2 separate regions of the Homo sapiens genome follow, and region 2 is linked to region 1. The links are chromatin loops, found by intact Hi-C in ENCODE. Cell type or tissue: IMR-90. All regions are shown on one strand. Each heading gives the region's core, and the rest is flanking DNA. Links, peaks and the distances in the headings are about the cores only.

What was found. Hi-C counts contacts between places; a loop is a spot of excess contacts. Peaks named below come from ENCODE experiments on the same cell type or tissue, not always from the same donor. Only the 100,000 strongest peaks of a DNase experiment are listed, where the experiment ranks them.
Region 2: a loop joins it to region 1, with 2.3 times the contacts of the local background. A loop is called at or near these places in 1 of 110 quality-filtered maps.

The regions. Positions count from the first base shown.
Region 1 is chr2:146,118,025-146,131,122 of GRCh38, forward strand. No RefSeq gene overlaps it. Among named protein-coding and RNA genes, the nearest start is that of LINC01911, 710 kb to the right of the region's middle. In IMR-90, for the core only: no CTCF peak of the experiment used is centred there; a DNase peak (open chromatin) is centred at 6,937; H3K27ac peaks cover 142 bases.
Region 2 is chr2:145,990,516-146,003,613 of GRCh38, forward strand. No RefSeq gene overlaps it. Among named protein-coding and RNA genes, the nearest start is that of LINC01911, 840 kb to the right of the region's middle. In IMR-90, for the core only: no CTCF peak of the experiment used is centred there; no DNase peak of the experiment used is centred there.

The sequences.
Region 1 (13,098 bases), core at 2,415-10,414:
GTTTTAGCAAGAATTTCTCAATAAAGATGCAGTACATTAATTTACATTCTTGTATGTTCATTTATATTTATCCTGGACTGATAATTTCTGAATCTACTCTGAGTAGCACAGATATACATGACATGGATAACTAATGAACTAGACATAAATACTGTAATATAATTCTAAAATATGTATTTAGCAAAAAAAAAAAAAGCACCAGTAATTCACACTAAGTTTCCCTGTACTTAAAGATCTAAATAGGCAAACTGATCTATATTAAGCATATTGACTATAAAAAGATGATTATCTTGAATGTTGGCAAGTTGGTTCTTTATAATGAATATGTTGTACCTATGATCAGGAAAAAAAAAACTGACAGGAAACTTGGGGTTGCCACTAATATTCTATAGGTTGATTTGTTTGATAGTTACATGGGTTTAAAATTCGTAATTATTTTTAACATTTTAAATGTGTGCCTTATGCAACTTTATATGTTTGTGGGCTATATCTCACATTAGACAAGATTTGAATAAAGAAGTTATCTGTGTGTAATGTCCAAACTAAAAAAAATGTTCCAGGTAAGAGAATAAAGTTGCAAAGAAGACACCTAAAAAAAAAAAAAAAAAAAGGAGGAAGTTTGTCTCTTTTCCAAATAAAGACCAAAAAAATCCACTTATCTGAACTGAATAATGATTTTTTAAAAATTAGATGATAACATTAGGATGAAGAATCCCAAATAAAAGGAAATTTGAGATTGTTGCACCAGTAATATATACCCTACAACTGCTGAAAGTAATGAGGTGGTGATTAGATAAAGCTGGGATGATAAAAGGCAGTTACAGAAAGGAGTGAGGACATAATATAGACAGACTTTAAAGGTCATAGGGAAAAATCTTAGCTAGGTAACTACAGATGATGTAAAAAAATGAAGGGAGGGAGGAAGGGAGATAGGGAGAAAGGAAAGGAGGATAGGAGAAAGGAAAGTAAGAAACAACAAAGAAAGGGAAGGAGGGAGGGAGGAAGGAAAGATAGAAGTAAAAAAGAAGGAAGGAAGAAAAGGAGGAAGGGAGGGAGGAAGAGAGTAACAATCACCCTCTCCATCACTCCCCAAAAACAAACTCCAATGAGAGGGAAGAAAACAAAAGATAAAATTTACTTAAAAGAAAATTTGGAGATCATAGAAAAGGACTAGGAGAAGAATACACTATAATGAGTAGAATAAGTGAATATAAATAAAAAAGACCACCATCTATAAAATCCTAGTGCCAGAAGAAAGAGAAGTTTAGTGGTTCAGGATCTGGATGAGACTGAGACCTCATGTTAGTGGGACCTACTGATCTGGAGTTTCGACAACTGAAAGGAAATGGTGTATTGCCCCTTGCTCATACCATACAATGGTGAGATGAGGACAGAAGGACTACAATTGACTACGATAGACACACCCGTTCAAAAAGTAAGATAATGGGAAGCATGCATCAGTCAGTGATCTAGAACAATTCTGAAACCCAGCTGCAGATGTGATGGTAGGCCGTGGCTACTCTTTGTCAGAAGAAAGAAGCATGAAATGAGGAACAGCAGGAGGAGAACAGCTGAAACCTACTGGCACTTCTATGTGTGGCTGAAATTTCCTCTAATCATGATGCCTTTCAGAAAACAGTGGTCCATGGAGCAGTGCTAGGTATAAAAATCGGAAAAATACTTAGAAAGTTTTATAGTGACTTCATCATCCAAGTGACTGACAAGTGGTGCCCTGTGGTTAACAGGAAAAAGAATTGTATGGGTGTTATCAAAGCTGTGTGGTAAGTAGCCTGTGCTGGCAAGCACAGTGGAAACATGATACAACACAGGCTATTGTAAGTTTTCGCTGTTATATAGCTATAAGCAAGATAGTCAATTTATTGTAACTTTCAACTTTTACGATCATTTAAAATTTTCATCAACCCTTTTTTTAAATACTCATTTATAGTTTACATTATTGGCTACGTTAGGGAAGTAAATATTGTAATCTTCATTTTAACCCTAATTTGCTTATAGTAAAAAGCTTCAACTTTGAGACTGCAGCAGCAACAGTAAACCAAATGATGACGGTAGAAATAACTGTGAAGGCATGAGGATCAAATGAGTTCATGCAAGTTTTACTTAAGAGTATGATCTCTCATATATTTATTGTAATTGATAGTAACACACTAAAACAACATTGAATTATTTGTGAAAATGCAACAACTAATGAGGCAATTAACTTCCAAAACTTAAATGGTATTAACATAAAAGACATATGGAAATAAGTTCAAAACCAAAGAACTATTTGAAAGACAGATTATTAAAATAAAGTCAACAGAAGCAGATGTTCAATATTTTACATATAAACATTAGTGCATTGTTGGTTTCTTATAAAGTAGCACTTCGGGTTGCTAAGACTGAAAAAAACAAACAATTACAAACACATTAGTGAAATACCGCATCAAATGTGTTTTCTTAGAAATGCTGAGGGACTGCTGCAGAGAAGGTAACTCAAGTACCACTTTCCAGTGACATACCATATTTGAACATATTCAGGAACTGAGGATGAGTTAGAAGAACAAATAAAGCTAGTAAAGTATTTTTTCTGGTAGCTTGATGTGCAAATATTGTTTAAAGGGCACTTCCTTTACTGTAAGAACAATTTAAGTGTGATGACTTTATGATGGAAGATTTCATTTTATTTTTTGCTTCATTTTTAACAAACACAATTAGCTCTGCACTCTGTAAAGCTGTGACTGCATGCATTGCTCACAAATGCAGTTTGAAAGTTAAATTTGGGGCACAAGTATTGTTCAATGACACAGCTGCAGTGTCATGAAACTTTCTGGAGAAGTTATTCAAATTAAAGAGCTTGCAGCAGAATAGAAAGCAGTACAATGCTTCCCTTATTGAAAAAGTTATGTTTAAATAAATTATAAGCTTCACTAAAGAGTGTGTTTAGTGATGTAGTAAAATTGTTAATTATGTAAAGGCTACTGAATTAAATTTGATATTATTTTTCATTAGGTGACAAAACAGAAAGTTATTATAAACTATTATTGCAGGCTGAGTTACTAAGGTTATTGAAGGTAAAGAGTGTCAAGTATTTATCCACTAAGCAAAGATCTTATGGTGTTTTTGTCAGATAAGAAACCAATTTGATCTCAACTGTGAACAAGATGTAAACAAAGCAGCCAAATGTACTTATCTGTTTGCTTTGTTTATTTTAATAATATTATTGCTTATGCAAGAATGTGATGCAAGTTTTTTTTCATTGGTTGAAAAAAGTTAATGAGTAAAAATTAAAGAAGTTGGAAGCTTTTTATAGATGGTAACGACATGTTCCAAAAATTTAGCCACAGTTATTAAAGAGATAAATGATAATTTTGTTACTATATATTTGCCAAATTTATCATGGAGCACCTAAAAAACCATTTAGAATATTCTGAATATGTTTTAATCTAAAAAGATCTGTTCATAGGAGATTCAAGGATCCAGAATGAATTTATTTTATTAAGCAATAATAGAAACTAAATCATAACTCTATAGTGTAAATTGTTAGAATTTGTACTGGTGCTTTAGGAGACCAAGGAGGGCGGATCACGAGGTCAGGAGATCAAGACCATCCTGGCTAACATGGTGAAACCCCGTCTCTACTAAAAATACAAAAAATTAGCCGGGCGTGGTGGCAGGCGCCTGTAGTCCCAGCTACTTGGGAAGCTGAGGCAGGAGAACAGCGTGAAACCTAGAGGCGGAGCTTGCAGTGAGCCCAGATCACACCACTGTACTCCAGCCTGGGAGACAGAGCGAGAATCCTTCTCAAAAAAAAAAAAAAAAAAAAAAAAGAAAGAAAGAAAGAAAGAATTTCTATTGGTGAACTAAAGACACATTTTTAACATGCGACATCACTTGCTTAATTTTGAATAAGCATGAAAAACAAATATTGTTAACTTGCTAAAATTGTTTTAAAGTCTCTTCTTCCTGGAACAGAGCTTCCAGGAATAGAAGCTCAGTATGACTGGTTTCTCTATTCTGAATACATAGACAAATTTTGCTATGCATTTTCTTTGTAAGCAGCATTATTACACTCAACCTAGATTAGTTAATCAAAAATGAAGTAATTTGTCACATTAAAAACTGTAAATATTAATTGAGACAGTGTGCATTAAATGTATGTGGTAGCATCTCATATGAGGTAATCGCTGCTTTATTCTTAAGAATTTTCTTTGATTACAAGAGGGGACCAGCTGTTGTGGAATTGGGATTTCCCCTATCATTACCTATGTGTATACTTAATAAACAATGCATATGCTTTTGTAATTTGTTTCTTTTCTATGGTATATCTGTTCTGACTATATTTATTAAAAGGCATTTTATTGCTGTTGAACCAAAAAGGTTTTAAAGAAGGATTTAAAGAAGGTGTTTTTTAAAATGCTGTTCTAGACAGCTGGAGTAATTAAAAAATCAGAAATTTATAAGAGTGGAATATATGAATCAAAATAATTTAAATTTAAACAGTAAGAGGTACCAGCATAGAGTCAATGTAATAAAATAATTTAAACATGAATAAATACACTGTAAAAATGACAGCGAGCACAAAAAAGAAAATCAAGGAATAATGGCCTGAAAGTCAGAGATAGAAAAGTGATTCTGAAGTCCATATTTATTACTGCATGAACTGTGAGCTAACTGATTGGTCCAGTTTGAAGTAAGGAACTGGGCATGTAAAGTTTAAGTTTCTCCCTCCCTTTCTTACTGTGGATCTGAGATCTGTACTCTTGTTTGCTCCTAACCATCTAATAAACTGGAGGTAAAGACTCTGCTCTTGTACAGCAAGGCCTCAGTTTACATCCAAGCCAGTGATTGTATAATGCATAAGGTACATTATTCCACCTCTGTCAGGACGAAAGCTGATATTTTGGTCTCCATCTACTTGGCTCCATTATACATTTGGACAGAACTCTGGAAAATGGTCTTGGGCATTGATCCCTTCCAGTCTCAATGCCTACTAAGAGAGACACCTTTGCAAATCATAAGTTGAAAGTCTGAGGGGGATACTTCTATCATCAAAATAGCAATTTATTATAGGTCTTGTATAGATATACTACAGTCTTCTCTCCCTCTTTGTCTCCTGCTGTCTTTCCTCTCATCTATATCTGTACATTTATCATTCTATCTGCCTACCTACCATCTATCTGTGTATCAATCTATCAATTGATTGCTCAATGCATATATCTAATAGACTTCAGACTGCTATCCTTGCATCAAATGCTGTCACAAATACTTTTGATAACACTTCATCCATATGTTATCATCAAAACAACATGTTTTGACATTCATCCTGTTGTGAAATATAATATACCTATTACTCCGATCTCCATAACATTCTTGCATCACATGGAAAATTCTTCTCTATGTGCCCGTTACCACACAGATGGTCCTAAGAGTAGAAAACAATGTGATCTTCTCAGCTACTTCACCACAGATTTTTAAATACAGGCTTTTCATGCTCTGTTGCATTCACCAGAGTTCTCATCAACTTGCATTATACGTGAGTAACACAAAGACTTAAAGTCATCCTCACTGGTTAAATTTAAAAAAACAAAACAAAACAAAAAAACTAACAGTTTTCCAGAGCATGCAGGATTAATCACACATAATAATTATACAACGTGTTAACACACTTATTATAAAACTATATACACACCATTAAACAAAAAGTGGCAGAAACTTCCAGGAAGGAGGCAAATAAACATTAATTGGTAATGATAAAGGGGAAGAAAAAGATACCCAGAGATAAAAATTCCAGTTTTCACTGGTGAGATATTTTGGTCTAAGGGATTCAAAGCTCTGGTTCTTCTGAGACTATGCTGGCCCCTCTTGTCAATGAATCATCTGCAGGGAAACACTCGGCCCTGAAAATCCACTGCCAGCCTGGCACATACAACAGATTACTAAGCATCTTGTCTTTCATTTTGAATTTTATGCTTTTAAACACTTCTTGATGCCAAAAGGGTCAAGAAGAGGAATTCAAGGAAGAAATTTTTAATACCACAAAATAGATTCTGATGAACAGTCCATTTAAATAACATGCTTCTGTTTCCAAACATCATGTCTGCTGTATTAGAAAGAGATATGGATAAGAGATTTCTATGGTTAAACTGCGTGCTGTGTTATGGGAAGCATTCTTCTTAAATTTGACTTGTCTAGATTAAAGCACTAAAACCAAACCAATGTGGCAAAGAAACATTAGTTTTTCATTAATGCTGTCTCTGTGTAATGACTCTCATGGTCACTTTATAGTTCATATTAACCCTGATGTTCATGAAATGATAGCTTGTGTATTCCCTTCATAGCCCCAGGTTTTCTTTGAGTGCTAATAAATTCATCACTCAGTTCCTCCCATCAAAAAATAAACATACTTATATATCATCAGTGTCCATCTATTTAATCATGGCTTCTTGAATATTCTTCGGATGATGATTGGAAGTTTTCACCGTCTCTGTGGTTCATGGGCATTCTCAGTAGTAAGAGACTTATAGCTGGAAGGTGTAGTGATGTCTTATTAAGTATCTTTACTTGAGAGACAACCTATGTTCAACTGTACACTAAAGAACTTCAGCTCCACCATTGTCTGATTTCTCCACCTAAACTCACAAACACATAGTTTGAAAGCTCCAATATTTCGAGAAATAAATCCAATTACATGCAGTAATCATGTCATCCTACAAAATACTCCATAGCCTTTAAACTTTTGGAAAACAATGGTAAGAGCTCTTATCTGGAAAGTAAGAGCTTTAGGTTATAATCCCAGCTCTACTGCTAACTAGCTATACGGTTTAGGGCATACTGATTATCTCCTCTAAATCTGTCTTTCCTTCTTATCAAATGATGAAGACATGCAGATAATGCATCTTAGTGATTCAAGTGAGATGCATGACGAAAGAGGATGTGGGCATTTTGGTAAACTGCTGGGCACAAGTCCAGCTACAGGGCTTGCAAATTCTTTTCATTTTTCTTACTAGGAGTCTATTTAGCTGAATAACACACATTTGATTTGAATTTACCTTAGAGGGTCTTAGTTTGCAACTTGTGTTTTTAAGAAATTTGTTTAGCCCTTCTCAATGCAATCTCCTTTAATTTTACAAAAAGTGCTCTCCGTTGGTATTCAAACTAATTTAGTACCATGAAACCAAAAGCAGACATGTCTTACACAAAAAATGTAAGAGAGATCAGAAAAGTTATTTGTGTCATTTGCTTATAGCTGTTTAAAACTTAAGTTTTTTCAAACTCAATAGTAAGTAATATCATGAACAGGAACCAACAACATGGAATTTCCCCATTAGCAGCAATATAATAGGCCATTAAAAGCATGCCACCATGTTGGTTGGTGAACTTTCTTATCCTTTGCACTTTTCCTTGCGCTTTTCCTAATTTTACTCTTAGTCTACTTTCTGGCCCTATAGTGGGGATCATTAAATGCATAAGAAGCTCAAATAGCTCTAATTTAGCTTCTTGTCAAATATTTACATGTCATGGGTAAAGTCTTGCAAAGGAGTTGTGATTAGTTGCCAAGGAATATCAAGAATCAGATGTGGTTGTTAGTATTTAAAGATTTTTCTGTTTATTTTTGCAAATACAGAGGATAAACACTGTCAGTTCAAAGTAAACTCCAGAGTATATATAATTTTCAAAGATAATAGTCCTCTAAAATTTTCATTGTTCAAAACACATGGCAGAGTGCTAGATTTTCAACCAGCTTTTAGGAGTTAACAGTGCCATGTGTGAAGAATCAAGCAACTGCCTTACCCTCTGGCCACTTTGAAACTAATTAGAAACTTCCATTACAGAGCTTAAAAGCTAATGGAGAAACACAAGTGAAAAAATAAACCTAAACAAAACAAATGCAATCACAGTTGTAAGGGGGACAAATTCTGAGTTTCATATTTAGAATAATCAGGAAAACACAACTTGAAATTTGAGAGAGGATAACAAAAGCACTGTATGGGGAACACAAGCTACTGTTCTGTAAGATGCTGTTTTGAGTGACATTCAGATTTTGATTGGAAGCAGCCATTTGACTCAGTCACTTGAGAACTATTTACTAACATTGTCCTCACTGCCAAATATTTTTCCCTCATTCTCACTTATGTGATTAGGAAGCTAATTCCATCTAATGATGAGTCCCAGTTGTGCGACAAATACTTCTTGCTCTGTGGGTTTGTTAATAACCCTCCTCTCCCCACCCCATGACAAAAGTCCACGGGTGTGGAATCTCTATCCTTGAAATGTGTTTTTCATTAATAAGAGATAGTGACATTAGTATTTACTCTATGGTTGCTACCTCATTCACTTCTCCCCACTTCATCCTTCAATTCTTTCCCCTACCTCTCTTTTCTCCTCCTCTTCTGTATGATCATTTAGACTCACTTCATTACATACGGAGTTAAACATTTTTAAGGTTTTCACAAAATACACTAATAAGCACTGTCCCTTCTGTTAGTAAACTACAATCTGAGGGGACCAAGAAACAGAAAAGTTATAAAGATATAAACAAATTTATAAGAAATAAGAATAATAAAAACGGAATATTTGCTGGATTTGATGGATATTTAGGAAGCAGTTCTGTGTAATGCAGTAGATAGAATTCTGGACCAAGAGTTAAAAGATCTGGGGTCTGGTCCTTCTCTACAAGTAATTAACTGTAATACTTTGAAAAATTGATTTTTCTTACCCTAAAGGTGAAAACAAGCAAAGAATGAAGAATGTGGTAAGTGTTATAAGAGAAATGCCAACTATTTGCTATAAGAACACATACAAGGTAAGGTTTATTCTTACTGCTGGGATTAAGAGAAATTCATGGACAAAATGTCAATTAAACTGAGCCTTGAAGTTTATGATGAATTTTACTAACCAGAAAAGAGAGAGAAGAAAAGAGAGACATTTCAAACTGAGTTCACAATATCAGCAAGAAAAATATAGGCTATTATGAAATAATTCAGAAAGATGTTGTTCAAAAAAGGCATAGAACTTGCTTCTCAAAATTTGTGGTATTTACTACGGATAATTTCCAGTGGCCTATCAAGTGATGCTAAACTTTATTGGAAATTTTTAAAAATCAGTGACTTGAATGTAACATCACAAATATGGAATTAAGTATGTTTTCTGCAGAAATTTCAGTAGTTTTTAATGATATCTATATTCTTCCAGGTTGTAGTGTTGAGCCACAATTGTGCTTCCAACCAACATTTAGTGAATAGTGTTCATCTTCTTTTAACTGAATTTTTTTCAGGTCATCTTTATATTATTGTTATATTTGTTAACTTTTGCTTTTTGTTATTATTGTGCTACTTTACATCACCAGTTAAGCAAAATGGATAAGTGATTCAATATGGTTAATTGAGACCTAGCAGTGGGGAGGAAATAGTAAATAGAAGTAAGCAGATTATGCATAGGACACTAGGGTTAACAAACAATAGAAATCTGTATGATGCTAGGACAACTAATTCTTGCAAGCGTGATGAATTTCCCAAGAACCTGGAATGGAAAACTGAAGATGGGAAGTATGGTAATGTCTACTGAAAAAAATCAGATTTTACTGCACCACCAGTCCACTAACCTCTAATACTCAGGGTTTTGTCTTTTATGAAACTTTGTCTGCTTTCCTATAAGGAATATGGGCAGAAAGCATTCCTTGCTTTTACGTTTTGTTTTTGTGTTTTACAGAGCATAGTGACCTCTCATAAACTAGCAACAAAGTTAAAGTTAAATGTATTTACTTTATTTTATTTAAGATTCAGGGGTACATGTGCAGATGTATTCTATGGGTATATTGCATGATGCTGAGATTTGGGGTACAGGTGGTCCCGTCACACAGGTAGTGAGCATAGTATGGAATAAGTAGTTTTTAGCTAATTCCTCCCTCCTCTCCTCCCCCATCTAGTAGTCCACAGTGTTCATTGCTTCCATCTTTATGTTTATTCATATTTAATGTTTAGCTCCCACTTGTAAGTGAGAACATGTGGTATTTGTTTCTGTGCTAATTTGCTTAGGATAATGGCCTCCAGCTGTGTCCGTTTTGCTGCAAAGGACAGGGTTTTATTACTTTTATGGTTGTGTAGTATTCCATGATGTATATATACCACATTTCCTTATCCAATCGACCACTGTTGGGCACCTAGGTTGATTCTATGTCTTTACTATTATGAACAACCCTGCAATGAACAGATGAGTGCACGTGTCTTCTTTGGTAGAGTGATTTATTTTCCTTTGGATATGTATCCAGTAATGAGATTGCTGTGTCAAATGGAAGTTTGTTTCAAGTTCTTTGAGAAATCTTCAAACTGCTTTCTACAGTGACTCAAGTAATTTGCATTCTGACCAACAGTGTTTAAGCACTCCCTTTCCTCTGTATATCCTCGATAGCATCTGTTGTTCTTTGTCTTTTTAATAATCACCATCTGTCTGGTATAAGATGGCATTTCATTGTGGTTTTGATTTGCATTTCTCTGATGATTAGTGATGTTGAGCAGTTTTTTCATATATTTTTTGGCCATTGGTACATCTTCTTTTGAGAAGTGTTTGTTCATGACATTTGCCCGTTTTTTAATTGGATTGTTTCTTACTTGTTGATTGCTTTAAGTTCCTTGTAGATTTTGGATATTAGAACTTTATCAGATGCATAATTTGTAAATATTTTCTCCAATTCTTTGGGCAACGTGTGTACTCCATTTATGATTTCTTTTTTGCGCAAAAGCTCTTTAGCTGATTAAGTCCCTGTATTAGTCCCTTCTCACACTGCTATAAACAATGGCCCAAGACTGGTTAATTCATAGAGGAAAGAGGTTTAATTGACTTACGGTTAAAAGGCCTCAGGAAGCTTACAATCATGTCAGAAGGTGAAGGGAAAGCAAGGCACTTTTTTCACAAGATGGCAGGAAGGAGAGTGAATGCAGGAGGAACTACCAAACACTTATAAAACCATCAGATCCCATGAGAACTCACTCACCATCATGAGAACAGCATGGGGGAAACTGCCCCCATGATCCAATTACCTCCAGCTGGTCTCTCCCTTGACACGTGGAAATTATGGAGATTGTGGGAATTATAATTCAAGATGAGATGTGGGTGGGGACACAAAGCCTAACCGTATCAGTCACCTTGTCAATTTTTGTTTTTGTTGCAATTGGTTTTGGGGATTAGCCATAAATTCTTTGTCAAAGCTGTTGTTGAGAAGGGTATTTCTTAGGTTTTCTTCTAGGATTTTTAGAGTTTTAGGTCTTACATTTAAATCTTTAATCCATGTTGAGTTAATTTTTGTATATGGTGAAATGTAGGGGTCTAGTTTTATGTAAGTGTGTTGACCTTTTGTTCCAGCTGCTTTCAAATTATTTCTTTTGTGTTGACCTTGGTAAATATGATGACGATGTGCCTTAGGAATTTTGTCTCATGCAGGCTCTTGCAGGTGTTCTCTATATTTCTTGAATTTGCATGTCTACATCTCTAGTGAAATTGGAAAATTTTTCATGGACTAGATCCTCAAACATGTTTTCCAAGGTGCTTACTTTCTTTCCTTCTCTTTCGGGAATGCCAATGAGTGACAGATTTTTGTCTCTTTACAAACTTCCATGTTTCTTAGAAGTTTTATTTATGTTTTAAATTCTTTTTATTTTTGTCTAAGTTGATTTAAAGAACTGGTTTTGTGCTGCGATTCTTTCCTCAGCTTGATCTAGTCGGCTGTTAATGCTTCTGCCTGTATTTTTAAATTCTTATAGTTAACTCTTCAATTTCAAAAATTCAGTTTGGTTCTTTTTTAAAGTGACCGTTTCATCTTTCAGCTCTTGGATCCTTTTACTGTATTTCTTGGATCCCTCGGATTGGATTTCAACTTTCTCCTGGATCTTGATGAGCTTTCTTGCCATCCAGATTCTGAATTCTATGTCTGTCATTTCAATCTGGTTAAGAACAATTCCTGGGGGCCTAGATTGTTTACTTGGAAGTCAGGAGACACTCCAGCTTTTTGAATTGCCAGAATTCTTGTGCTGATTCTTTCTCATCTGATAGAACTGTTGTTCCTTTAACTGTAATGTAAGATGAGTATAGTGTGTTGGCTCTATTTCTGGGTGCTTTCAGAGGGTCAATGCTCTGTACAGGATTTGTATTTCTGGCTGAGTTTTTGCCTTAGGTTTCACAGGCACTGTATACTGGCAAAATATTTTTGGTATTGTAATTTGGGTTCTGATCCAGGAAATGGCACTTAAGTGTGATGGCCTGTAGATAGGCTCTTAGCCATGCCGCGCTTTCATGTTTCAGCATGTTCACAGTAATGCTCTGGAGTCAGTGGGGGTGGGACACTGGGGAGGGAGGTAAATAAACCTCTCCCTAAGACCACCCCTGGACCTTGGAGGCACTCTATCTGATCCCTGATCCCACACCAGCGTTCCATATGTTAAGTATTCCACACCATGCGTGAGGCTCCCTTAGGCAGAGGTTATGCAGGCTACACCCTTCCCAGACTAGCCCTACAGAGGGAGGCACAATGCTCTCCCCCACCAGCTCACAAACCTGGGTATCTCACCCCTCTCAGTGTTCTGAGAATGGGGGAATCCTCCCTTGCTTGTGAGCCACTCAATCTAACAAGTCTTTACTGACTAGAAGCAGCAGGCACAGGGCTTGTACAGTATAACATCCAGGTGTTTCCTAGGGGAAAACAGAACTGTGCACACCAGCAGGGTTCAGGAAAAGGTGGGGCCACTCTGCTGGAAGCAGGAGTCCAGGCCTGTCTGGAGAGAAGAACTGGGAACAGTCTGCTTTCTCCTGGCACCGTGACTGTGGACTCTATTGGTGTAATGGAAGCTAGTGCTGGGCTCCTCAGGGATCCAAAGCCTGTAGGGCTTCCCATAGTCTTGAGTGGTTCCTCTGAAGAAATTCCATTAATACAGGCTCTCTGTATTAGTTGAGGCCTGTGGTTGGAAGTTTCAGGGGGTTCTCTCATTCCCAGAGTTGCACAGGTCCCTGTAGGAAGGGTAGATCCCCTGGGGGCTCTTAATCTCTCACTCTTACCCTGTGTTAGGAAGCTTCTCCTGGTTTCACAGTGATCCCAGGTGGGTGCCTTCC
Region 2 (13,098 bases), core at 2,156-10,155, 130 kb before region 1:
TTTTTCAATGTTTACAAAATTATCTGTATGTATCAAAGAAACATTTTATTATATCTGCATTATAAACTCAATCTTTAAAATATTTACAGGACATTGGCAAAGTATTTAAATAAATCTATATCATTTTAGATCCTTATATTTTTATTTTATTTTCTCTATGTTCTTAGGGGTCCAAATATTATTATGTGCGTGGACAATTAATCCTTTGCTTTTTTAAAATAATAGGTAGTTGAAAAATTACAAACTCAATGTTTTACTTATGCTATTATACTGCCCAAATTCTTTCATGCTGCAAAAGAAAGGCCACACTTTGGAAAATGTCCCTATGTAAATGAACCTGTGAAAATATGGCATCTTTCTGTGTATGCACAAATAACATATTAATTGTCAGATTTTTTTTCTAATTTCATGTAGAGAAAATTCAATATTATACTTAAATATAACATAAATTTAAAATAGATTCCAATATGTTATGTACTCTTATATACTTCTAACATATGTCACTCAATATTCACATGGTGGATAAAGAGTGCTTCTTACAGTAATTTCTCATCTCAAGCATGTCAAAATCTATAAAAGGGATAACGTTAACAAAATTATACCTAACACTACTGAACAGAAAGGTGCAGGTAGCATCGTGAGCCATCTGGAACTCCCAATGGATATCTATAGACACTTCCCAACATGAACACGAGAAAGACACTCCTTCCCTCTATGGGCAACAGAAAACATCTGTTTAGTTTTCTTGAAATGCTGCCAAGTATACATTAGAGCAGGTAGCATCAGGTTAAACTGTGTAACCAAAAGCAAGCACTAATGGCATTTAATATATACACACTTTTTAATGACTGTGATGCTTTATGTCAAAAAAACTTTTAAATATTTTTTTTAAAACACTGGAATTATCAGCATTTTGAATGACTTGGGAGAAAAAGTGCATTCATTTTTAGAAAGTTTTCACTAGTAAATACAATTCTTCTTAATTAGATATCCCAGCTTTTATACTTTTATTTCTTTATTTCTTCTGTTTTGAACATTTCAAACTTTTTAAAAATTAAAAAATAAAAGTTTAAAAATCTAGTCTCTTAAAAAACTTTTAGGTCATATGAGAATAAACTTTTTGCCAATATATTGTTTAACATCTTTCCTTCATTTACTTGCACATTCAGTCCAAAAAGATATATTTAGAAATTTATGGCAATATTTCTTCAAGTATAATGACTACAAATGGTACTACATAACTCATAAAAAATTATCAGAAAAAAACATGTAATTTAAAATATTACAAATAAAATTAATGTTACTAATATCGCTAAATAAGATAACTTACACAATATTTATTAGACTACCCAAATGTGTAGGTATGAGCTAATTTTTTAAAGTGCATAAGTTTACAAGGCTACACCAATATTATAAATAAAGTAGAATCAATCTGATTTATTTATGTAAAGGTTAAAGAGTTCCCTTAAAAACCTCAGATGATTATACATTAATTTTTACATCTGTGGTTGAATCAGAGTAGGTTTAGAATTGTTGTACCATTTTTTCTTTCCTTTTATTTCTGTAAATATCCAACAACCAAATTGTGTTTAACTATTATCGCCTCCCAAGAGCCATAAAAAATGCTATCATTCATTAGGTTATTGATTGTGTACACTTGATTTTTATTTTAATGTAATTCAACACTTTAAAAAGTCAGAAGTAGTAAGAAATGATCTTCACATTTTGATATATCTTCTCTCACATTTCTACTTTAAGATATTGTTTTAGTGGTTTGGTGTTACAATAAAGGAATACCCGAGGCTGGATAATTATAAAGAAAAGTGTTTTATTTGGCTCATGATCCTGCTGGCTAGAAGACTGAGCATCTGCTGAAAGCCTGAGATTGCTTCCCCTCCTGATGGAGGGTGAAAGGGAGCTGGTGAGTGCAGAGATCCTACTGTGAGATAGAAAGCAAGAAAGAGAGGGGAGAAGTACCACCACCAGCTTTTTAACCACCAGCTCTCACGGGAACAAACAGAGTGAGAACTCACTCACCATACCCCCAAGGAGGGCATTAATCTATTCATGAAGGGTTCCCCCCTCATGACTTAAACACCTCCCATTTGGCCCCACCTTCAACACTGAGGATTTGGAGAGGACAAGAATCCAACCTATCGCAGATATTTTCTATCAATAAATTTTTTTAATTTCCAAAACCATTCCCTATGCAGCTAACTTATCTTTTCGCTGTTCTGAGGATATTTGGAGGAACTTGCGCAATAGCAACATAAAAAATTCTACAGACTTCTCACAAGCAAAACAACCATAAAAATTATAGAAATTTACAAAAAAAGATTTAGTGTGTCTGGAAATTGTCCTAATTGTATACAGAAAATGAAAAGAAACAACAAAAAAACTTTTATTCAATATAGTTCCTAAATCTAAATGAAAACAACCATTGTGGAAGACAGTGTGGTGATTCCTCAGGGATCTAGTACTAGAGATACCATTTGACCCAGCCAATCCATTACTGGGTATGTACCCAAAGGAATATAAATCATGCTGCTATAAAGACACATGCACATGTATCTTTATGCACTCACAGTAGCAAAGACTTGGAACCAACCCAAATGTCTAACAATGATAGACTGGATTAAGAAAATGTGGCACATATACACCATGGAATACTATGCAGCCATAAAAAAGGTGAGTTCATGTCCGTTGTAGGGACATGGATGAAGCTGGAAACCATCATTCTCAGCAAACTATTGCAAGGACAAAAAACTAAACACCGCATGTTCTCACTCATAGGTGGGAATTGAACAATGAGAACACTTGGACACAGGAAGGGGAACATCACACACTGAGGCCTGTTGTGGGGTGGGGTGAGAGGGGAGGGATAGCATTAGGAGATATCCTAATGTAAATGACGAGTTAATGGGTGCAGCACACCAACATGGCATATGTATACATATGTAAGAAACCTGCACGTTCTGCACACCTAGAACTTAAAGTATAATATATATATATATATAAAAGAAAATAAGAGTCTATGACATTAAGCCACTGAAACTCTCTCTCCTTTTCCTTCTTTTCCTTACTCAGCAACATGGAAACTCTGTTTATATTGACACAGCTAATAATGCTGGGCTCCTTGTCCTTCCAACTCCCAATGCAGGACTATAGTATCTCCCAGAGGGTTAGGATGCCAGCATTTCTCATCCTTCTTCCCAGATTCATGTTGTAGAATTTTTAACCTAGACAAAAGAAGTGAGAGGTTAGGGGATCCCTTTCTCAGCTTAACACTCCTTGTAGGTTGAAAGCTCAACCCCAGGCATAGCAAGCTAAGAACACCCCCATTTTCTTAATCCTAGCTCACAGATATTCCACCCCAGGAGAGGCAAGTTAAGAAAATCATAGGTAAGTGTACCTGCTCAGTGCCCTACTAGTAAGGCAAAGGAGTCACTCTGAGAATATTGGGCCATTGTGCCCACTTCCAGCTCCAGAGCAGTGGTCACAGAAATTTTTTTCCAGGGAGAAAATAAAGCTCTGATGAGAGAGAGAGAAAGAGAGAGAGAGAGAGAGCATGCACGAGAGAGAGCGGGAGAGAGAGAGACTCTATAACTATCTTAAAATGACTGACTTAATTGGAACAGCATGTTGGGAATTTCAGGAGTAGGGGCACTCTACCCTCAGAGATTTTGGTGGTAGGCAATTAAGGGAAGATGACAGTTGCATCAGAGCAACAAATTAAACTGTAAGCCAAGTAGTTGATTAACAGAGAAAACTAGGGAAAGAGATAGCTAAGAAGAGTTCTTCTGGAACCAGAATAAGCTGCAAATCCTAGCTGCAAAGTCTACCCATGCAAAGAGGCTCAGATCAGATGGAGGCACAATTTATGCTCCATGATATTATTTAAAAATCTGTAGACCAATAATCTAACAACTAGTGTATAATAATTAGTAATAATAATTAGTAAACTAATAGCTAAGTGTGATACCAACAGAGGCAGATAACTTAAAAGAGAGTTCAAAGATGCAGTCAAATGAAGCCCTACTAGAGCCATCATCACTCTCTAGTGAATGTGCCCATGCCCGAGGTTCGGCTCTCTGGTGAAGGACAACAGAGAATACACACTGCATGAGAAATGCTGAAATATAGTCCAGTAAGTCACTAAGGCAAGCAAACAACAACACGAAAAAAACCCTGGAGTTAGGAATGGATTGTATCTACAGATACCGCATTTTAAAAAAAGCAAAATAAAAAAAACTAAAATGTTTGGTTTTCAATAAAATATTATGAAACATCAAAAAAAAAAAAAAAAGGAAAATGTGACCTATACAAAGAAATAAATCATGAAAGAGAAATGGCATTTAGGAGTGTCTACATGTCAGACAGCAGATAAATATCTCAAAAGTGTAATTATAACTATATTTAAAGAACTAAAAGAAACCAGGCTTAAAGAATAAAAAGGCAGGTTTGATAATGATATCTCATAAAACAGAAATATTAATGGGGAGAGAGAAATTATTTTACAAAAATGGAAATTCTGGAATTGAAAATTCTAATACCTGAAATGAAAAGGTCACTAGAGAGACAACTAGTAAGTTTGTGCTAGAAGAATAAAATATCAGTGAACTTGAACATAAGTCAATGAAAACTATGCATTCTTAAAAGCAGAGAGACTAAGGAATGAAAAAAAAAGAGCAGAGCCTTAGAGGATTGTGGGACATTATTAAACACCAACATACATATAATGGCAGTACTAGAAGAAGATCATTTTTAAAATGGAAAAAATTGAAGAAATACTGGCTTAAAACTTTCCAGATTACCAAAAAATGTAATATACAGATGCAAGAGTCTCAATAAATCCCAAGTCAGATAAAAGCAAAGAGAGCCACACCCAGATATATCATGGCCAAAAGGCTGAAATCCAAAGACAAAGCAATAATATTGAAAAAAAGAGAGAAAAGTGACTCATTATGTAAAAGTGAGACTGAATAAGAGTGAAAACTGAATTCTCACTAAAAGCAATGGATGCCAGCAATGGGATAACATATTCAGAGTACTGAAGCAAACAACCACAAACAAACAAACAAACCCTGTCAAGCAAAAATCTACATTTTTGAAATAAATCAAAACTTTTATTAAAAAATGTGAGATGATATTTCCAGATAAACCAAAACTGAGAGAATTGTTTGCTAGCAGACCTCCCTTAGAAGAAACATCACAATTCAGGGTGAAACTTCAGGTTGAAATCAAGAGATTCCATAATATCTTAAATCCATGAAAAATTCAAGCACTCTGGTAAAGTAATTATGTAATTATAAAAGATAGCATAAATGCATATATCTTCTACTTTCTTCTCTTACCTGATTTTTAAAAGTGTTTAAAGTAATATATATATAGTGTTGTTTAAATATATATATATAATTGTATTGTTAGGTATTTAACATACAGATATGTAATACATTTGAAAATACCACAGAAATGAAGACAGTGGAAACAAAGTTACATTATTAGTTATATATATATATATGAACAAGAAAAAGACATAATGTTCTAACTGAATTCATGGAAACAAATAAGGCTAGAAATGATCAATACAAAGCCAAATATAACAAATTCTATCAGTGTATTCTTCATTCTCTTATCTTTTTAAAAGACATAAAATCATATAAGATGATAATTAAATATATTTTGAGATTTGTAACTTATATAAGTATTAAATTTATAACAATAATAAGAATAAATAAAAAGAGGGAAAGTGCTTACAAGAGTAACATTTCAATATCTCACTGGGATTAAGTTCATATAAATCTGAAGAATGTTCTCATGAAGTAATATGTACACGCTAAGCCATAGAGCTGCCACTGAAATAAATCTCCATAAAGTAGTAAAAAAATCACTAAAAGAATTAAAATTTTACTCCAGAAAATATTAACTTAATGCAAATGAAGGTAATAAAAAAGAAACAAAGAAACAAATACATGAGACAGTAAACAAAAACTAAATGGCAAATATAAACTTAACTATATCAATAATAGTAGTAAATGTGAATGGGTTAAATAGGCAAATTAAATGACAGAAATTGGCAGATTAGATTTTTAAAAAAGATTCAGAACAGCCTGACCAATATGGTGAAACCTTGTCTCTACTTAAAATACAAAAATTAGCCAGGTATGGTGGTATGGGCCTGTAATCCCAGCTATTTGGGAGGCTGAGGCAGAAGAATTGCTTGAACCAGAGACACGGAAGTTGCAGTGAGCTGAGATCGCACCACTGCACTCCAGCCTGGGCGACAGAGCAAGGCTCTTGTCTAGAAAGAAAAAAAAAAAAAAAGATTTATCGCTGCCTGCCTCTAGGAGATATTAATATTAAAAAATACCAAGATATGGAAAGTACAAGGATAGAAAAACATATAAAACTGCAACCATAGAAAGCTGTAGAGGTTATAAAGTAGCATCAGGAAAATAAAATAGACTTTAAAATTTTTAAAATGTCACTGAGATAAAGAAAACATTGATAATGATAAAAGTGTAAATCCATTAGGAAGGTATATCAATTATAAACACATATGTCCAACGACAGAGCCTCAAAATACATGAAGCAAAACTGATAAAATTAAAGGAAGGAACAGACAATTCAACAATAATGATCAAAGAATCTAATACCCCACTTTTAATAACAGACAGGACAACTAGAGATCAAAGAGAAAGTAGAAAACTTGAGCAGCACTAAAATCAACTAGATTTAACAGACATCTCTAGAGCATTAAAGGAAACAAGCCTCAATAATATGAAATGTTTTAAGTCATGCAAAGTATGTTCTCCAACACATTGAAATATGATAATAAATCAGTAACAAAAATTTTTGAAATTCACAAATGTGTGAAAGTTAACAACACACTCCCAATTAGCCAATTGTTCAAAAAAGAAAAAAAATCAAAATAAAAAATGCTATAAGAAGAATAAATATGAAGACACAATATATTAAAATTTATGAAATTTATTTACAGGGAAATTTATATTTGTAAATGGCTACATTTAAAATAAAAAATGATTTCAAATTAATAATCTAAATTTTCATTTTAAAATATGTTAGAGAAGGACAAACTAAACCCCCACAAGCAGAAGACAGAAAATAATGATGAAAATAAATAGACAATAGAAAAATAATATAGAAAATCAAGCAACCACAAGCTGATTTTTGAAAATATTTAATATTTTGATGAACTTTTAGTGAGATAAAGAAAGGGAGAAGGCTGAAATTGCTAAAATCAGCAATGTAAGAGGACACATGTTTACAATGTTACAAAAAACATAGAATTATAAGAATCTTAGTATGCAAAGTAAGCAAGTGTATACTAAGCAATTAACCTAGATGAAAAGGACAAATTCTTATAAACACATGAACTACAAAACTGACTTAAGAAGACATAGAAATTCTGAAATAACTTGTAACAAGTAAAAATATTGAATAGGACATTCTTAAACCTCACACACAAAAAAAGACCCCAGTCTTAGATTCACTGGTAAGCTTTATCAAACATTTAATGGAGAATTAATATTAATTTTTCACTAAATGTTTCAAAAAGGAGCAGAGGAAGGAAGACTTCTCAACTTATTTTCTAAGGCCAATACCTGAAACCAAAACCAGACAAAAACATCACCAGAAAAGTGCCACCTAACATCCCTATTGACATAGATGAAAATCTCAACAAAATACTAGCAAGTGAATACAGCAATACGTAAAAAGATTATATACCATGACTAAGTAGGATTTCTTCTAAGAATGTGAAAATAATGTAACATCAGAAAATCAATTAACATAGTACACCATTTCAAAGGGCAAAAACTCACATCATCTCAATAGATAAGGAAAAAGCATGACTACATCTAACACACCCTGGGTTTTTATTCAACAAACAAGGAGTAAAAGGGATTTTTTTCAACTTGCGAAAGGTCACCTACAAAATATCCACAACGAACTTTATACTTGATGATGAAAGATGAAATGCTTTTTCTATACACCGTTAAAGTTCAACCTTTGAGCCAAATCAAAAATGCAATCCCATTTACAGTAGCCACACACATAAAATAAGGTATCTAGAAACTAACCAGGTAGGTGATAGATCTCTACAAGGAGAACTACAAAATACTGCTGAAAGAAATCAGGAGGACACAAACAAATGAAAAAAAATTTCATGCTCATGGATTAGAAGAATCAATATCATTAAAATGACCATACTGCCCAAAGCAATCTACAGATTCAACACTATTTCTATCAAACTGCCAAGGCCATTTTTCACAGAACTAGAAAAACTATTCTAAAATTCACATGGAAACAAACATAAAAAGCCTGAAGAGTCAAAGCAATCCTATGTGAAAAGGAAAAACTGGAGGCATCAATTACCCCATTTCAAACTACACTAGAAGGTGACAGTAAACCAAAACACATAGTACCTATATAAAAATAGACACACAGAACAATGGAGCAGAATAGAGAACCCAGAAATAAAGCAGCACACCTACAACCAACTCATCTTCGACAAAGTTGACAACAATAAACAATAGGGAAAGACCTTCTTATTCAATAAATTGTGCTGAGATAACTGGCTATCCATATGCAGAAGATTGAAACTGGACCCCTACATATCACCATATACAAAAATTAACTCAAAAAGGATTAAAGACTTAAATGTAAGACCCAAAACTATGAAAATCCTAGAAGAAAACCTAGGAAATACCCTCATGGTCATCAGCCTTGGCAAATAATTTATGACTAAGTCTCAAAAGCAATTGCAACAAAAACTAAAATTGAGAAGTGGGACTTAAGTAAACTATCTTTAGCTTCTGCACAGAAAAAGAAACTGGCAATGGTGTAAACAGCTATCTACAGAATGGGAAATAATATTCACAAACCATGCATCTGACAAAGCTCTTATGTCCGGAATCTATAAAGAATTTAAACAATTCAACAGGCAAAAAAAAACAACTCCATTAAAAAGTGGACAAAGGACATGAACAGATACTTCTCAAAAGAAGACATGAAAACAGTCAGCAAACATATGAAAAAATGCTTATCACTAATCATAAAACAAATGCAAATCAAAACCATAATGAGACACTACCTCACATCAGTCAGAATGGCTACCATTAAAAAGTCAAAAAATAACAGATGCTGGTAAGGCTGGGGAGAAAAGGGAATGCTTATACACTGTTGGTGGAATGTAAATTAGTTCAGCTACTGTGGAAACTAGTTTTGAAATTTCTCAAAGAACTAAAAATAGAACTACCATTTGAACAAGCAATCTCATTACTGGGTATATAACCAAAGGAATATAAATTGTTCTACTAAAAAGATATGTGCCTTTTTATGTACGTCACAGCACTATTCACAATAGCAAAGACATGGAATCATCCTAGGTGCCCATCAACAGTGGACTGGATAAAGGGAATGCGGTACATATACACCATGGAATACTACACAGTGATAAAAAATAAATAAAATCATGCCTTTTGCAGCAATGTGGATGCAGTTGGAGGCCATTATCCTGACTGAATTAACACAAAAGCAGAAAGCCAGATACAGCATGTTCTTGCTTGTAAAAGTGAGCTAAACAGCTAAACATTGAGTATACATGGACGTAAAAATAGGAATCAACACTGCAGACTATCAGAGGGGAGAGTGGCAGAGGGAACAAGATTTAAACACTACCTATTGGGTACTATGCTTAACTTACAACTTGGGTGACAGGATCAATTGTCCCCCAACCTCAATATCACACAATATATTCAGCTAACAAACCTATACTTGTATCCCCTGAATCTAAAATAAAAGTTCAAATTAAAAAAAAAAAATAGATGGAATGCTTTCACAGAAAGATCAGGAGCAAGATAAGGGTATATACTCTCACCACTTCTATTCAACATTTTACAGAAGGTTGTAGCAAGGGCAATTAAGCAATAAAAAATTTTTTAAAACCTCCAAATTGGAAAGGCAGACAGAAAATAATCTCTATTTGTAGATAATGTGATATTATGTATAAAAATCTTAAGGAATCTTGTAAAACTCTATTGGAACTAAATTCATTCATCCAGGTTTCAAGGTAAAAGATCAGTACACAAAAATTAATTGCATTTCTGTACACCAGGAATGCATAATCTGAAATAAAATTAAGAATATAACAACAGTAACAAAATAAAATAAGGATGTATTTAACAAAAAAAGTGCAAAACTTGTATTCCAAAGCTATAAACATTGTTGATAGAAATTGTATAAGTCCTAAGTAAATAAAAAGATATACCATGTTCATGCATAGGAAGACTTAATAGTGTCCCAATAGCAACAATCCCCAAATTGATCTACAGATTCAGTGTAATCCCTGACAAAATCTTGGCTGCTTTTTTATATAAATGGATACGCTGATCCTAAAACTCATGTGGAAATGCAAGAGACCTCTCCTCCACCCAAATAATAATCTTAAAAAAGAAGACCAAAGTCTGAGGACTCAAATTTATCAGTTTAAAAATTTGCTTTCCAGTAACCAAGATAATGTGTTACTGTCTCAATAGATATATAGACCAATGAAATAGAATTAAAGGTCCAGAAGTAAACTTTCAAATTTATGGTCAATTGATTTTCTACAAAGCTGCCAAGAAATTCAGTAAGAAAAAGAATAGTCTCAACAAACGGTGCTGAATACGAACATGCAAAATAATAAAACTGGACTCCTGCATCAGACCACATACAAAAATGAAGTCAAAATGAACCACCGACCCAGAAACAAGCACTAGTACTATAAAACTCTCAGAAGAAAGCTTATGCATAAATCTTTATGATTTGTGGTAGGCAAAATCTTGTTAGATACAATGCTTGAAGCACAAGTGACAAAATCAACAAAAATACATAAATTTAATGTTGCCAATAATAAAATATTTATACTGCAAACAATGCTATCAAGAAAGTTAAAAGAGAATCCACAGAATGAGAGAAAACATTTGGAAATTATAGACCTGATAAAGTATTTGCATCCAAAAATAAAGAACCCTTAAAACTCAAAGCTAAAAAGACAAGAAAGAGAAGAAAGAGAAACAATTCATAATTTAAAAATGAGAAAAGGATATGAATAGATATTTCTCCAGAGACCATACACCATGGCCAATAAGCACATAGAAAATGCTCAACATCACTGGCAGTTGGGAAAACGCAAAATCAAATCCATAATGGCATACCATTTCACACTCATTAGGACATTAGGATGGCTACTGTCATAAAGACAGACACAAGTATTGAAAAGGATGCAGAGAAAATGGAATCCTCATACATTGTCGATGGGAAGCTAAAATGGGGCAATCACTTTGGAAAACAGTTTGGCAGTTCTTCAAATTGTTAAAAATGGAATTACCATATACCTCAGCAATTCCACTCTCAGATGGGTACTCAAGAGCAATGGCAACATATATTTTACACAAAAAAATTGTATACAGGTGTTCATAACAGCCTTATTTATAATATTCAATAGTGTAAACAACCCAACAGCCCATCTACTGATAAACAGATAAATCAAATGTGGTATATACAAATATAGATGCAATGATATTTGGCAAAACAAAGGAATGAAGTATTGATAAAGGTTACAGCATGAATGAACCTTGAGAACATGATGCTAAGTGAAAGAATTCAGTAACAAAAGAACATATTTTGTATGATTCTACATAAACAAAATGTCTAGAATAGGCAAATCCATAGAGACAGAAAATAAATTAGTGGTTTTCTGGTTGGCCAGAACAGGAATGGGAAGTGACATCTAATTGATCTGAGGCTTCATTTTGGGGTGATGAAAATATTTGTAAATTGTTTGTGGTGATGGTTGCACCATTCTGTGAATATATTGTAAATCACTGAGTTATGCACTTTAAATGAGTTTGTTGTATGGTATGTGAATAATATCTTAAAGCAGTTGAATTTTTATTCTGTGTATGTCTAATAATGCCCTTTAATCCCTGCATAACCATATGTCTTTTGCTGTTTCTTTTTTTATCATTTAACGGAATAAATCTGAATTATAGACTTTCCAATTATCTCTGAAACCTGTTCTATTTTCTATGCTAGTTGCCATGTTCACATATAATTTTAATGAATATTCTTTTAACTGTTATTTTTTTTCAAGTTATTATAGAAATATCTGTTTCTTCTCCTACCACATATCATCATGAAAACTCACTGTGTTTTATAATCAACTAGGCAACTGTTCTCACTTTGCAAAATGTTAACTGGATGCTGTATACAATGATTTAATAAACAAGCACAATGGATTCTTTCTCTGTGCCTTATTCACCTTCAAAATAATGATCTAAGATGAGGCTAGATTCCCTCATTGTTTTCAGCAATTTTATCACAGCCCTGAATGTCCCTATGAATTTAGTCTTTTAAAATGCTTTGTATTTAATACTATGTGTAAATATCTTGGGCCCTGCTTTACAGATAAAGACACTACGGTGTTGTATTAACTTAGCACTGCTTCTTCAACAAATCACAAACCTGGTGGCTTAAAATAACAGAAATTTACTGTCTCATGGCTTTGGAGGCCAAAATTCTGAAATCAAATTGTTGGCAGGGTCTTTCTCTCTCTTATGGCTATAGAGAATAATTCTTCTTTGCCTTTTCCAGCTTCTGGTGGTTCTGTATCTGCCCAGCAGGTTCACCCTACCTGCGGCCTAGACAGAGCTGATTTATTAAGACAGGGGAATTGCAATGCTGAAAGAGAAATTCACGCAGAGCCGGCTGTGTGGGAGACCTCGAGTTTTATTATTACTCAAATCAGTCTCCCAGAGCATTTGGAGATAAGATTATTTAAGGATAATTTGGTGGGTAGGGGCTCCAGAGTGGGGAGTGCTGATTGGTCAGGTTAGAGATGAAATCTTAGCCAGGTGGAAGTGAGGTTTTCTTTCAGTCTTCCCTTCCTGGGTGGGATCGCAGAACTGGTTGAGCCAAATCATTGGTCTGAGTGGTGTCAGCTGATCCATGGAGTGCAGAGTCTGCAAAATATGTCAACAAGCACTGATCTTAGGTTTTACAATAGTGATGTTATCCTCAGAAGCAATTTGAGGA